2 separate regions of the Homo sapiens genome follow, and region 2 is linked to region 1. A link is an interaction called in ENCODE POLR2A ChIA-PET data of the cell type or tissue named here. Cell type or tissue: MCF 10A. All regions are shown on one strand. Links, peaks and the distances in the headings refer to the core of each region. The heading gives the core; the rest is flanking DNA. Region 1 has its middle 26 kb from the start of SLC25A3. Region 2 overlaps IKBIP (IKBKB interacting protein).

Region 1 (2,500 bases), core at 1-2,500:
TGCAAAAATTAGCAGGGTGTGGTGGTGTGTGCCTGAAGTCCCAGCTACTTTGAAGGCTGAGGCAGGAGAATCGCTTGAACCTGGGAGGCGGAGGTTGCAGTGAGCCAAGATTGCACCACTGCACTCCAGCCTGAGCAACAGAGTGCGATTCCATCTCAAAAAAATAAATAAATAAAAACAAAATAGATGTAATAGGGCTGGGTTCAGTGGTGTGTATCTGTAGCCCCAGCTACTCAGCAGGCTGAGGCCAAAGGATCCCTTGAGTCCAGGAGTTTGAGGCTGCAGTGTGCTATGATCACACCTGTGAATAGCTCTACTGCACTCCAGGCCTGGGCAATACAGTGAAACCCTGTCTCAAAAAAAAGTCAAAACAATTTTTTAAATAAAGTAGATATAACAGAAAAACATTATATATATGGTATTATAACTAAATGTTTTCTTATAGATTGTTTTGTTTTTATAAATAAGTCACTTTTGGGCTATTGTGCATTTTTACCATACCAAAGAGAATGTCTGATAGTAGTCCCAAAGTATTTGCTTATTATTGTCTGGTACTCCTTTATTAGTCAAGAATGTTGCTGACATTTTTACTTGGGTAATTTCTAACTTCCCAATATTCTACAAATAGAATTTTAGTTTTGTGTGCAGAGATCTTTCTACAGTATTTTCATACTATACTACCCTGTATTAGGTAGCTTCGAATTGAGGAAAAATTTGCAGATGAATTCGTAATATTCCTGATCTTTTTCTCATTACAAACTATGTAAATTTTACGGTAAAATTTTGAAGCAACCAAAAGTAACTATTTTTATACTGCAGTGTCAACTGCTGTAGTAAATTCTAATCCAGCTAAAACATGGACAGTGAGAACCCCAAACATTTCGCACAATAAGAATTAATAAGCAGGCTTTAGTTAGGCCGTTTACTTCAGGATTTAAAAAATAATACGTAGTCATATGGCCACAAACTGGTATTCCAGCCATTGAGTTTATGATTTTACAAAAAGAGTACACTAGATGTCGCTGTGAAACTCAGTGTAGTTTGTAATCGTTCTGCTATAGGAGAGCTCTGTGAAGTAGTCTGTCATTTGTTATTAATATGTGAGTTGCTGGCTGGGTGAGGTGGCTCGCGCCTGTAATCCCAGCACTTTAGGAGGCTGAGGTGGGCGGATCGCTTGAGCTCAAGAGTTGGAGATCAGCCTGGGCAAAAGCGTGAAACCATGTCTTAAAAAAAAAAAAAAAAAAAAAAAATTGTAGGCCGGGTGCAGTGGCTCACACCTGTAATCCCAGCACTTTGGGAGGCTGAGGCGGGTGGGATTGCCTGAGGTCAGGAGTTCGAGACCAGCCTGGCCAACATGGTGAAACCTTGTCTCTACCACAAGTACAAAAATTAGCTGGGTGTGGCGGCCGGCGCCTGTAATCTCAGCTACTCGGGAGACTGAGGGAGGAGAATCGCTTGAACACAGGAGGTGGAGGTTGCAGTGAGCTGAGATGGCGCCATTGCACTCCAGCCTGGGCGACAGAGTGACACTCCGTCTCAAAAAAACAAAACAAAACAAAAAGTGAATTGCTGTTAGTTTTGGTCTTCTTTTATTATTACTTTTTTATTTTTTTTTATTTTGAGACGGAGTCTTGCTCTGTCACCCAGGCGGAGACTGCAGTGGTGCGATCTCGGCTCACTGCAACCTCTGCCATCCAGGTTCAAGCGATTCTCCTGCTTCAGCCTCCTGAGTAGCTGGGATTACAGGCGTGAGCCATCTCGCCCAGCCGACAAAATATTTAAAAATTAGCCAGGTGTAGTGGCGTGTACCTGTAGTCCCAGCTACTCGGGAGACTGAGGCAGGAGGACCCCTTGAGGCCAGGAGGTCAAGGCTGCAGGGAGCTGTGATTATACCACTGCACTCCAGCCTGGGTGACAGAGTGAGACCCTGTCTCAAAAAAAGAAAAAGAAAAAAGAAACAATGAAAAGTCTCCCTTTCACCTCTGACCCCCACTCTCCAGTTCCCCACCCCATAGGCAACCAATGTTATTAGTTTTTGTGTGTGTATCTTTCCAGAGATATCACATGCACACACACACACACACACACACACACACACACACACACACACACACACAATTTTACTCTTCTCTTTCATAGGTGGTGTCATAATCTACCTACTATTTAATACCTTTAATGTTTCATTTAACAATGTTTGGAATCTTTTGACGTCAGTACAAAAGGTTTCATTTTATTTATTTATATTTATTAGCAGTTTCATAGTGTTCCATGTGTGGCTGTAGCATAATTTATTTAACCCTATTGATCGATTACTGCATTGTTTCCCATCTGTTGTAGTTATAAGTAATGCTACAATGAATCATCTTGTACCCATATCATTTTGCACATGTGCTGTAATTGTAAGAATAGTTCCCCAAAATGAAATAAATGGACCAAAGAGTCTATGAGTTTTTTCTTTTAAGAGATAGGGTCTTGGCCAGGCGTGGTGGCTCACATCTGT
Region 2 (10,612 bases), core at 4,056-6,555, 69 kb after region 1:
ACTTACTGTATATCTCATCTGATCTTTATAAAAATCTTATTATTTCTCACTTAATAAATGATGAAATAGAGATGAAGATAAGTTATAGTGATTTGTCTAAGGTCACACAGTTGGGATGGGTGTCCATGTCTAGCTGTTTTCCCCTCCATCTGGGTTATGCTGCCCTTTAGGGCCACCTTTGTGAAAAGGGACCTCTTATTAAATTACTCCCAGGGCAGAATGGGAGAAAAAGCTACGAAAAGACTGAATATTTCTTTTTTTTCTTTTCATTTTTTTTTTTGAGACGGAGTTTCGCTCTTGTTGCCCAGGCTGGAGTGCAATGGCATGATCTCGGCTCACCACAACCTCCACCTCCCAGGTTCAAGTAATTCTCCTACCTCAGCCTCCCGAGTAGCTGGGATTACAGGCATGCACCATCATGCCCAGGTAATTTTTTGTACTTTTAGTAGAGATGGGGTTTTTCCATGTTGGTCAGGCTGGTCCTGAACTTCTGACCTCAGGTGATCCACCTGCCTTGGCCTCCCAAAGTGCTGGGATTACAGGTGTGAGCCACCACGCCTGGCCAAGACTGAATATTTTTTGGATTCTATAATGATATTTTAAAAATCTGCTTCAAAAGCTTTTTTTTTGAGATGGAGTCTCACTTTGTTGCCCAGGCTGGAGTGCAGTGGTGCAATCTCGGCTCACTGTGACCTCTGCCTCCCCGGTTTAAGCGATTCTCCTGCCTCAGCCTCCTGAGTAGCTGGGACTACAGACACACGCTACCATGCCCAGCTAATTTTTGTGTTTTTAGTAGAGATGGGGTTTCATCATGTTGGCCAGGCTGGTCTTGAACTCCTGACCTCAGGTGATCCACCCACCTCGGCCCCTCAAAGTGCTGGGATTACAGGTGTGAACCACCGTGCCCAGCCTGGCCAACATGGTGAAACCCCGTCTCTACCAAAAATACAAAAATTAGACGGGTGTGGTGGTACACACCTGTAGTCCCAGCTACTCGGGAGGCTGAGGCAGGAGAATCACTTGAACCCGGGAGGCGGAGGTTGCAGTGAGACAAGATCGAGCCATTGTACTCCAGCCTGGATGAGAAAAGTGAAACTCTGTACCACCCCTGACCTCCCCCACAAAAAAAAAAAGAAAAAAAAAAAGGAGAAATCTTGTTCAAAATAAGTTTTCAATAGCTTTTATTTATATTTATTTATTTATTGAGATGGAGTCTCACTCTGTTGCCCAGGCTGGAGCACAATGGCGTGATCTCAGCTCACTGCAATCTCCACCTCCCAGGTTCAAGTGATTCTCCTGCCTCAGCCTCCCGAGTAGCTGGGATTACAGGCGCCCGCCACCACGCCCAGCTAATTTTTGTATTTTTAGTAGAGATGGGGTTTCACCATGTTGGCCAGGCTGATCTCAAACTCCTGACCTCGTGATCTGCCTGCTTCGGCCTCCCAGTGTGCTGGGATTACAGGCGTGAGCCACCGCGTCCGGCCTTCAATAGCTTTTAATTAAATATGTGAAGTTTTGGCAAGGCACAGTGGCTCACACTTGTAATATCAATTCTTTGGGAGGCAGAGGCAGAAAGGTCATTTGAGGCCAGGAGTTTGATACCAGCCTGGGCAATGTAGCAAGACCCCGTCTCTCCAAAAAATTAAAGAAAAAAAAATTAGCTGGGTGCAGTGGCGTGCCTGTTAGTCCCAGTTACTTGGGAGGCTGAGTTGGGAGGAGTGCTTGAGCCTGGGAGGTTGAGCTGTTATTCCAACACTGCACTCCAGCCTGGATGACAGAGTGAGAGCTGGGATGACAGGGAGAGACTCTATCTGAAAAAAAAAAAAAAAAAAAAAAAAAAAAAATATATATATATATATATATATATATATATATATATGAAGTTTCTTGCCCCTGGGATTTCTTCTAATGGTATGTTAGAGTTCCCCCAACAGCTACAACCAGATTCCAATTTTTTTTTTTTTTTTTTTGGGACAGAGTCTCACTCTGTTGCCCAGGCTGGAGTGCAGTGGTATGATCTCAGCTCACTTCTGAAACCTCTGCCTCCCAGGTTCAAGCAATTCTCATACATCAGCCTCCCAAGTAGCTGGGATTACAGGCATGAACCACCATGCTCAGCTAATATTTTTGTATTTTTAGTAGAGACAGGGTTTCGCCATGTTGGCCAATCTGGTCTCGAACTCCTGACCTCAAGGTGATCCGCCTGCCTTGGCCTCCCAAAGTGCTGGGATTACAGGCATGAGCCACTACGCCTGGCTCAGATTCCAATTTGAGCCCTATGTGAAAATACCAACTCCTTTGCAGCTCCTTCCCCAAATCCCTTACACTCACCATCCATGGAATCCCCTGGCATTTGTGAGGGATACTTAATTTTCCTCCATGGCTTTTCTCTTCTGGAGGATTATATGCTCATCCTGTGCATGGGGCTGCAGGGACTTAGATGCTCCATTTCATCTCTATTTTTACAACATCCTTACCCACCCTGGTGCCAAGCATAGGTCCTTGCTTACCTTGTGACATGAGCAAAGGTTTAGTGAATGAATAAATGAACAAAAAGCCATATTTCCCAATGATAGCTTGGTCCCTGGTACCCAGAATAGGCCTACATGATGCCTTATTGATCACAGCTGACTTTGACTTTCTCCTGAGAGGTGTGGGAGTTACAAAAATGTTTATTTGTCTCACATTTCTAAGAATCACAGTAATAACGCATCTGGTAGAAATCAGCAACTTGAAGGAACACAATATAGACATGGTATTATTTTAATTTTCATTGGAATTCTTATTTGGCTACAGGACAAATAGTTACTTTTAGGCTAGCCGTTCTTTTTTTTTTAATTCTTTTTTTTTTTTTTTTTTTTTTTTGAGACGGATCCTCGCTCTATAGCCCAGGCTACAGTGCAGTGGTGTGATCTTGGCTCACTGCAACCTCCACCTCCCAGGTTCAAGAGATTCTTCTGTCTCAGCCCCCCGAGTAGCTGGGATTACAGGCGTGTGCACCACGCCCAGCTAATTTTTGTATTTTTACTAGAGATGGGGTTTCACCATGTTGGCCAGGCTGGTCTCCTAACTCCTGACCTCAAGTGATTTGCCTGGCTCAGCCTCCCACAGTGCTGGGATTAAAGGCATGAGCCACTACTCCCAGCCTAGGCTAGCCATTCTTAAATGCATGTACATATATCCTTAAAAAGCAAAAAGTAAGGGAAAAAATGGATAGATCTTTTCCCAATAAGTGCTATTCATATTCTAATTTTATGTCCAAAGATCAACCATATTTTCAGATGAGATCGAGCGCATTCAGGGTGGTATGGCTGTAGACATGATCAACCATATTTTCAATGCTCTAGATACCTGACACTTAAGTAGAAAATTAACATCATGCTAATATGAACAAATTGGTCTTTTTCAATACTAGAAATTATCATATTAAAAAATCCTTGCCCCTCAAAATGCAATCTGAGTCAAAATGGCTCAGAGGGAGAATGTCAAGAGGTAGGAAGATCAGTGAGAGTTAAAATAGTGATGGTCTAAAAGGCAGGAAGAAAGAAGTTCTGAGCTGGGATAGAGAAATGATAGTGGGGTAGTAAAATGGGAAAACCGTCCCAGATAAGCCAATTAATGATTACCTTTTCTGAAATTAAACTGATTTTACTTTGAAGTTGTTGGAATTCATTGGTTTCTAGTTTCAGTAACTGGTATTGGTTTTCCACCTTTGCAAATTTTTCTGACTGCTGAAATACAAACCTGGAAAAGAAAAGAAAAATCACTATTCTCCAATTCATATCCATTTAAATCCGAATTTCAAAGGAGAATTATACCCACTTCTGTTAAGAACAACATAAATTCTGGTATGGGTAGCTGTAGGTTTTTTTTTTTTTTTTTTCACACAGGGTCTCACTCTGTCACCCAGGCTGGAATGCAGTGTCACAATCATAGCTCACTGCAGCCTTGAACTCCTGGGCTCAAGTGATCCTCTTACTTCAACCTCCCAAATAGCTAGGACTGTCCATCTCGCTATGTTGCCAAAGGTGGTCTTTAGCCTTTTTTTTTTTTTTTTTGAGATGGAGTCTCACTCTGTCGCCCAGGCTGGAGTGCAGTGGCGCGATCTAGGCTCACTGCAAGCTCCGCCTCCTGGGTTCACGCTATTCTCCTGCCTCAGCCTCCCGAGTAGCTACGACTACAGGCGCCTGCCACCACGCCTGGCTAATTTTTTGTATTTTTAGTAAAGACGGGGTTTCACTGTGTTAGCCAGGATGCTCTCGATCTCCTGACCTTGTGATCCACCTGCCTTGGCCTCCCAAAGTGCTGGGATTACAGGCGTGAGCCACCACGCCCGGTATTTTTTTTTTTTTTTAGATGGAGTTTTGCTCTTGTTGCCCAGGCTGGAGTGCAATGGCACGATCTCGGTTCACTGCAACCTTTGCCTCCTGGGTTCAAGCGATTCTCCTCCTCAGCCTCCCAAGTAGCTGGGATTAAAGGCACCTGCCACCACGCCCCACCAATTTTTTAATATTTTTAGTAGAGATGGGGTTTCACCATGTTGGCTAGGCTGGTTTTGAACTCCTGACCAGTGATCTGCCCGCCTTGGCCTCCCAAAGTGCTAGGATTACAGGCATGAGCCACTGTGCCCAGCCCCAAGGTGGTCTTGAATTCCTGGCCTCAAGTGATCCTCCCCTCAGCCTCCCAAAGCGCTGGGATTACAAGTGTGGGTCAACATGTCCAGCCTAGATGCAGCTTTTATCAGTTTCTTTTGACAGATTTTCATGTGGTAGGTACTGGTTTAACTCATGCAAAGATGAGTAAAGCACTGCCCTTGTTCACAATTCACAGCCCACCAAATAAGATGGTGTGATATCTGTAATAGATGCATGCACAAGAAATATTTTAGAGGAGGACAAAGTGAAAAATTTAGAACAAGATCTTTGATCTCTACTGTTTTTCACAAGGCCATGATTGGGTAATATCTAGAAAATAGGTGTTTTTATGCTGAAATGTAGGCGAAACAAGAGTCGTCTATAAAAAGTATTTTAAAACTGAAATGTAGAAGAGTTGACTGATAAAAAGCAGTGGAGTAGAAGAGAGAAGTGATAGTAATTAGAAGTTGCAAAATAGCAGGAGGTGTGAAAAGAGGTATGAAAATAGAAAAAAGCCATTGCCAAAGTGACAATAGATCACAATCAGTGCAGAGTGTATAAACTGCACAATTGGTTATACTCAGTGATGTGACTCGTATAGGTGTACTTGAGATGTCACTCTAAAATTGGAGTTTATTCTTCATTATGGGTGGAAGCCCAAAAAGCTATCTCAATCTTCAAAACAACAAATCAACATCTGTTTATACAGGATTTGAAATGAGCAAGCATAAAAGAATTGTCTTGGATCCAATACCATTTTGTCTACTTTAACTCAATTCTTTAGGCTCAGAAAAAAACACTTGAAATTCTTTGCATATTGAGTCATCAAAACGCAATGGAGCAGAACCATAAGTACCTGCCTAAACACAGTCCTGAGACAAGTGGTTCAAAAGCTTTGCTACATATTGTAATAACCTGGCAGCTTTAACAAATCTGATGCCTGGGTCTCACAAAGATTCTGATTTAATTGGCTTGGGATGTGGCTTGGATGTTGGAAACTCAACAGCTTCTCAGGTAATCTAAGTGCACAGCCAAACTTAGAACCATACTGACTGACCATGTTTTGTGAAATTCATTTCCACTGAAAGGCAATCATTTAAAGATCCCAAGGATTAATGGAGAGGTGAAAGACTTTTCTGAGTAAATGCAGTTATCTGAACTTTGTGCATCCTTGCAAAAGTGGTAATGCTTTGAATTCATAAATGGCATCATTAGGCTAACCGTAGCTACAAAACTGTCCAAAGCTAAATTAGACAAATGTTTACAATACTGGAGGAAATACATTTCTTTTGATGATGCTGGCTAATTTCTATTATACGGGATCCCAGGTTACATTATTAGCACAGATTGACTTTTCTCCTGTGTTTAAATTAATAGGAACCTTTAAAGCTTCTGGTTATTAGAAAACACTATTATCCTAATTCTCTGAGATGGAAGGGTGAACATAATTCTTTTTTCATTGGCTGTTTCATTTCTGGCTTTTAGGATTTTTTTTTTTTCCCCCAGAGTATTGGATATCTAAGACCAGCAGATAGAGACCTTATTAAGAAAGAGACCACCCTAAAGAAATAAGAGTTGCCCTCCTCACGCCTTCCTGTCCCTCCCTGCCAGGGGGGAAAAAAAAAAAGTAAAAGAAGAAACACAGTTCATTTCAGGGACTAGTTTTATTATCCAATACTCCACCATAGATCTATACTATAGATTAGCGAGTTTATTCAGAATGAAATCATTATTATAAGAGACTTTCGTATGAAGGTTGATTCATTACAAAAAATACATTAATGAACTTTCTCAGAACTTCTTTTCAAATTCAAGCTTTAAACACAACCTGTGTCATGTTAGTGGAAATATCATCTCTGATAATTAGTAGTTTTTTTTGATTAGCCTCTTACTAAAATAAAAAAAAATTCATCCTTGCTACATGTGAACGGTGCATATAAGAAAAAAGTACAAAGCTGACTCAGCACTAGTGATGAAAAAAATGAAGTGATATGTGCTGTGCTGCGTTAAAATATATTTTATTTTTCCCTTATTTGTGCCAGACACTATTCTAAGTACTTGATAAATATTAATTCATTTAACATTAAAGAAGATGATTGATTTTTCTTTCTTTTTGTTTTTTTTGAGATGGAGTCTCACTCTGTCACCAGGCTGGAGTGCAGTGGCACGATTTTGGCTTACTGCAACCTCTGCCTCCCGAGTTCAAGTGATTCTCTTGCCTCAGCCTCCCGAGTAGCTGGGACTACAGGCGTGTGCCAACACACCCAGCTAATTTTTGTATTTTTAGTAGAGATGGGGTTTCACCATGTTGGCCAGAATGGTCTCGATCTCTTGACCTCATGTTCCGCCTGCCTCAGCCTCCCAAAGTGCTGGGATTACAGGCGTGAGCCACCGCGCCCGGCTTTTTTCTTTCTTTCCTTTTTTTGAGACAGGGTCTCGCTCTGCTGCCTAGGCTGGAGTGCAGTGGCATGATCTTGGCTAACTGCAACCTCCACCTCCCAGGTTCAAGTGATTACAGGCGTGAGCCACCGCACCCAGCCTAGATGACTGATTTTCTAGAAGTCAAGAAAATATGCTGAGAAAGCTGCTTCAGATCTGAAAAACTAAGCTTTCAAACTGGCATCCATGTTAGGGTATAAGGTCCTTTATTTCCTTTTTATGAGTCAGGGGCATATTCTAGTGAGAGCAGTTCCCAGTCTTCCCATTTAGATGAGAGTGAAAAACAAGCAATTAGGGTCTGCTAAAGGGTATACCTTCAAGTAGAAGGAAGAAAAGAACTATAAGTAATTCTGGACTTGGGGATTTCTATTTCTAGGATCTTGGCCTTTTGTTGGGGATTAATATCGAATGGAGGCAACGAATCATACTGATTAGGTGGGTGACTGGACTGCCTTAGCTCTGCCATTTACTAAGCTGTATAACCACTTTGGGCAAGTTAAATAACTTTGATGTTTCCTCATCTGTGAAGTGGGGATAATACCTTATTTTAATCTTATTTTTTAAAGACAAGATCTCACTCTATTTCCCAGGCTGGAGTGCAGTGGTGTGATCATGGCTCACTGTAGCCTCCCAGGCCCAATCCATCCTACCCCCTCAGCCTCCTGAGTAGCTGGGAACACAGGCGTGTGCCATAATGCCTGGCTAATTTTTTATAGAGATGGGGGTCTTCCTATGTTGCCCAGTCTTGTCTTGAACTCCTGGGCTCAAGTGATCCTCCTGCCTTGGCCTCCCAAACTGTTGGGATTATAGGTGTGAGCCAGAGCACCCAGCCAATACTTCATAGGGTTGTAGTTTGTTTTTCGACAAGGTCTCATTCTGTTACCCAGGCTGGAGTACAGTAGCCTGATCATAGCTTACTGCAGCCTTGAACTCCTGGGCTCAAGTGATTCTCCCACCTCAGCCTCTCAAGTAGCTAGGACCACAGGTACATTACCACCACTGGCTAATTAAAAAAAAAAATTCTGTAGAGAGGAGATCTGGCTATTTTGTTTGTTTGTTCGTTTTTTGAGGCAGCTGAAGAGGAAGAGGTCTACAGTGACACAATCATAGTTCACTGCAGGTCAAACTCCCTGGGCTCAAGCGATCCTCTCGCCTTGGCCTCCTAAAATGCTGGGATTATAAGTGTGAGCCACCATGCCTGGCCGAGTTATTGTAGACATTAGTTATTGCTATTTATAAAAGCTCCTGGAACAATAGAGCCATAGCACATCAGCTATTTCCTTTAAGTACTGTGGCCCCTTTTTTTTCTCTTTTTGGAGATGGAGTCTCACTCTGTTGTCCAGGCTGAAGTGCAGTGGTGTGATCTCGGCTCACTGCAACTTCCGCCTCCTGGGTTCAAGTGATTCTTCTGCCTCAGCCTCCCAGCTAGCTGGGATTACAGGTGCCCATCAACAAGACCAGCTATCTTTCTTTTGGACTACTTTGTGCAGCTACTCTTCCATCCTTCCTACATGCCTATGATTGCATAAGGGAAGCAGGGTTCCCGACCACTTGCACTTGATAGAAGCCCCAGGCCTGTCCCCCTTTGAACACTAAGTATAAACTGGGTTGTGTTTATGGCAAATGAAGGATGGAATAGATGGATTAGACCACTTATAAATCACTAAATAAAAATAACTCTCGTTTTTGGGCCTCTTCTCACTATCATATCATATGGCCTTGTGGAAGAGTGAGATACAGGAGAAAGGGACCCAGGCTACTTTTAGCGTAGGCCTTACAAAAAGAATCTTCCTGACTCCTTCATGAGCCATTGCAGTCTATAGAGACCTCATACAGATCTATCTAGGGTCCTGTGATAATGAATGGTTTACATTTTCCTACAGTGCATGGTGGTAATTAATGGTGTGTGTTGCCTCTGAATAGCTCCTTTAGGAACGTTAAATGGTGGCAGACAGCTGACTGAGGACTTACAAATTCAGGATTTCCTCTGGCTCTATTTCAGCTTAATAATGAAAAAGAGGCAAATAACCAAAGGAAGCTGTTACGGACCTTCTGCAAGGAAAGAAGTTCCAGGGCCACTATTAGGGTCAGTACCCATTTAGCCCTATGTTTCATACCATCTATAGCCTCAGTTTTAGCACAATACCTAGTTTTCAAGAAAACCTTGACCATATTCCATTTTTAAGAAGCAGGACATTTAAATTATACCCTTGTCTTTTAGATAAAACTCTACTAACACAAAGAAAAAAGCTGGAAATGGAGTTAGCCAAGGTTTTACAGTATGATTTATAGAGAAAATTATATTGGATAATTAAAACAAAAACCAGAGTTATACAACTTGCTTAAAGAGCTTTTGACTTTTTGTACATAATTATAACAGATACTATAAAAAACTTTTATAAAGGCAATTTAGGCCAGGCACGGTGGCTCACGCCTGTAATCCTAGCACTTTGGGAGGCTGAGGTGGACAGATCACCTGAGGTTGGGAGTTTGACACCAGCTTGACCAATGGAGAAACCCTGTCTCTACTAAAAATACAAAATTAGCTGGGCGTGGTGGCGCACACCTGTAATCCCAGCTACTCGGGAGGCTGAGGCAGGAGAATTGCTTGAACCTGGGAGGTGGAGGTGGAGGTTGCGGTGAGCTGAGATTGCGCCACTGCACTCCAGCCTGGGCAACAAGAGCAAAACTCCATCTCTCAAAACAAAACAAAACAAAACAAAACAAAACAAAACAAAAAAGCAATTAAAAAATCTATTGAAGTTTCCATAAGAAACAAAATTTTCACAATGGAAATTCCAGCTGATTAAATTTCTATGTAATTAAATAAGCATGAGTGACAGGTTTTGTGTCTTGTTTAGTAATTTAACAACTTTTTAACTTTCTGAAAGTAGAATCACCTCAATTCTTACCTGAAAAATTTCTATAAGAGTTTAGAAAAGAGCTATGCAAACTGACACTCAAGCCATATGGGTTTGGGCAACTTATCTCCAGTGTTTATTGTCAAGATGACATAGGATATATCAGGCCTTTTTTTTTTTGCAGGGTCTCACTTTGTCACCCAGGCTGAGTGCTGTGGTGCAATCAAAGCTCACTGAAACCTCAAATTCCGGGGCTCAAGCAATCCTCCAACCTCAACCCCCCAAGTAGCTGGGACTACAGGCATGCGCCACCATGCCTGGCTAATTTTTTGTATTTTTTGTAGAGACAGGGTTTTACCATGTTGCCCAGGCTGGTCTTGAACTCCTGAGCTCAAGATCCGCCCAACTCGGCCTCCCAAAGTGCTGGGATTACAGGTGGGAGCCACCACACCTGGCCTATCAGGCCTTTATTTAGCAGAGAGAAGATATTAAAGCAACACACTTTTAAGTTTCTTATGTATTATTTCTCTTTTCTTTCCACATAGGAAATGGTCTGAAGACAATGATATAGTGTGATTCCTTGAAATCCTTCTTGGGCAGTGGAAGGGTTCAGATTTTTTCCCTCCAACTTAATCAGATGAAGAGTGAGAGTAAGCAGTATTTAAGAGTACACAGACA

The links. Peaks named below come from ENCODE experiments on the same cell type or tissue, not always from the same donor. Only the 100,000 strongest peaks of a DNase experiment are listed, where the experiment ranks them.
Region 2: POLR2A ChIA-PET joins it to region 1 with 5 read pairs; 12 of 35 experiments call an interaction of 5 or more read pairs at or near these places.

Annotation. Positions count from the first base shown.
Region 1 is chr12:98,565,997-98,568,496 of GRCh38, forward strand. No RefSeq gene overlaps it. Among named protein-coding and RNA genes, the nearest start is that of SLC25A3, 26 kb to the right of the region's middle. In MCF 10A, for the core only: a CTCF peak has its summit at 1,072; a DNase peak (open chromatin) is centred at 1,035.
Region 2 is chr12:98,630,670-98,641,281 of GRCh38, forward strand. It overlaps IKBIP (IKBKB interacting protein), which reads right to left. Exons shown (of 3, transcript NM_153687.4): 2 at 3,627-3,744. Among named protein-coding and RNA genes, the nearest start is that of IKBIP, 8.8 kb to the right of the region's middle. RefSeq lists a silencer at 5,545-5,604 and an enhancer at 6,632-6,801. In MCF 10A, for the core only: no CTCF peak of the experiment used is centred there; a DNase peak (open chromatin) is centred at 5,492.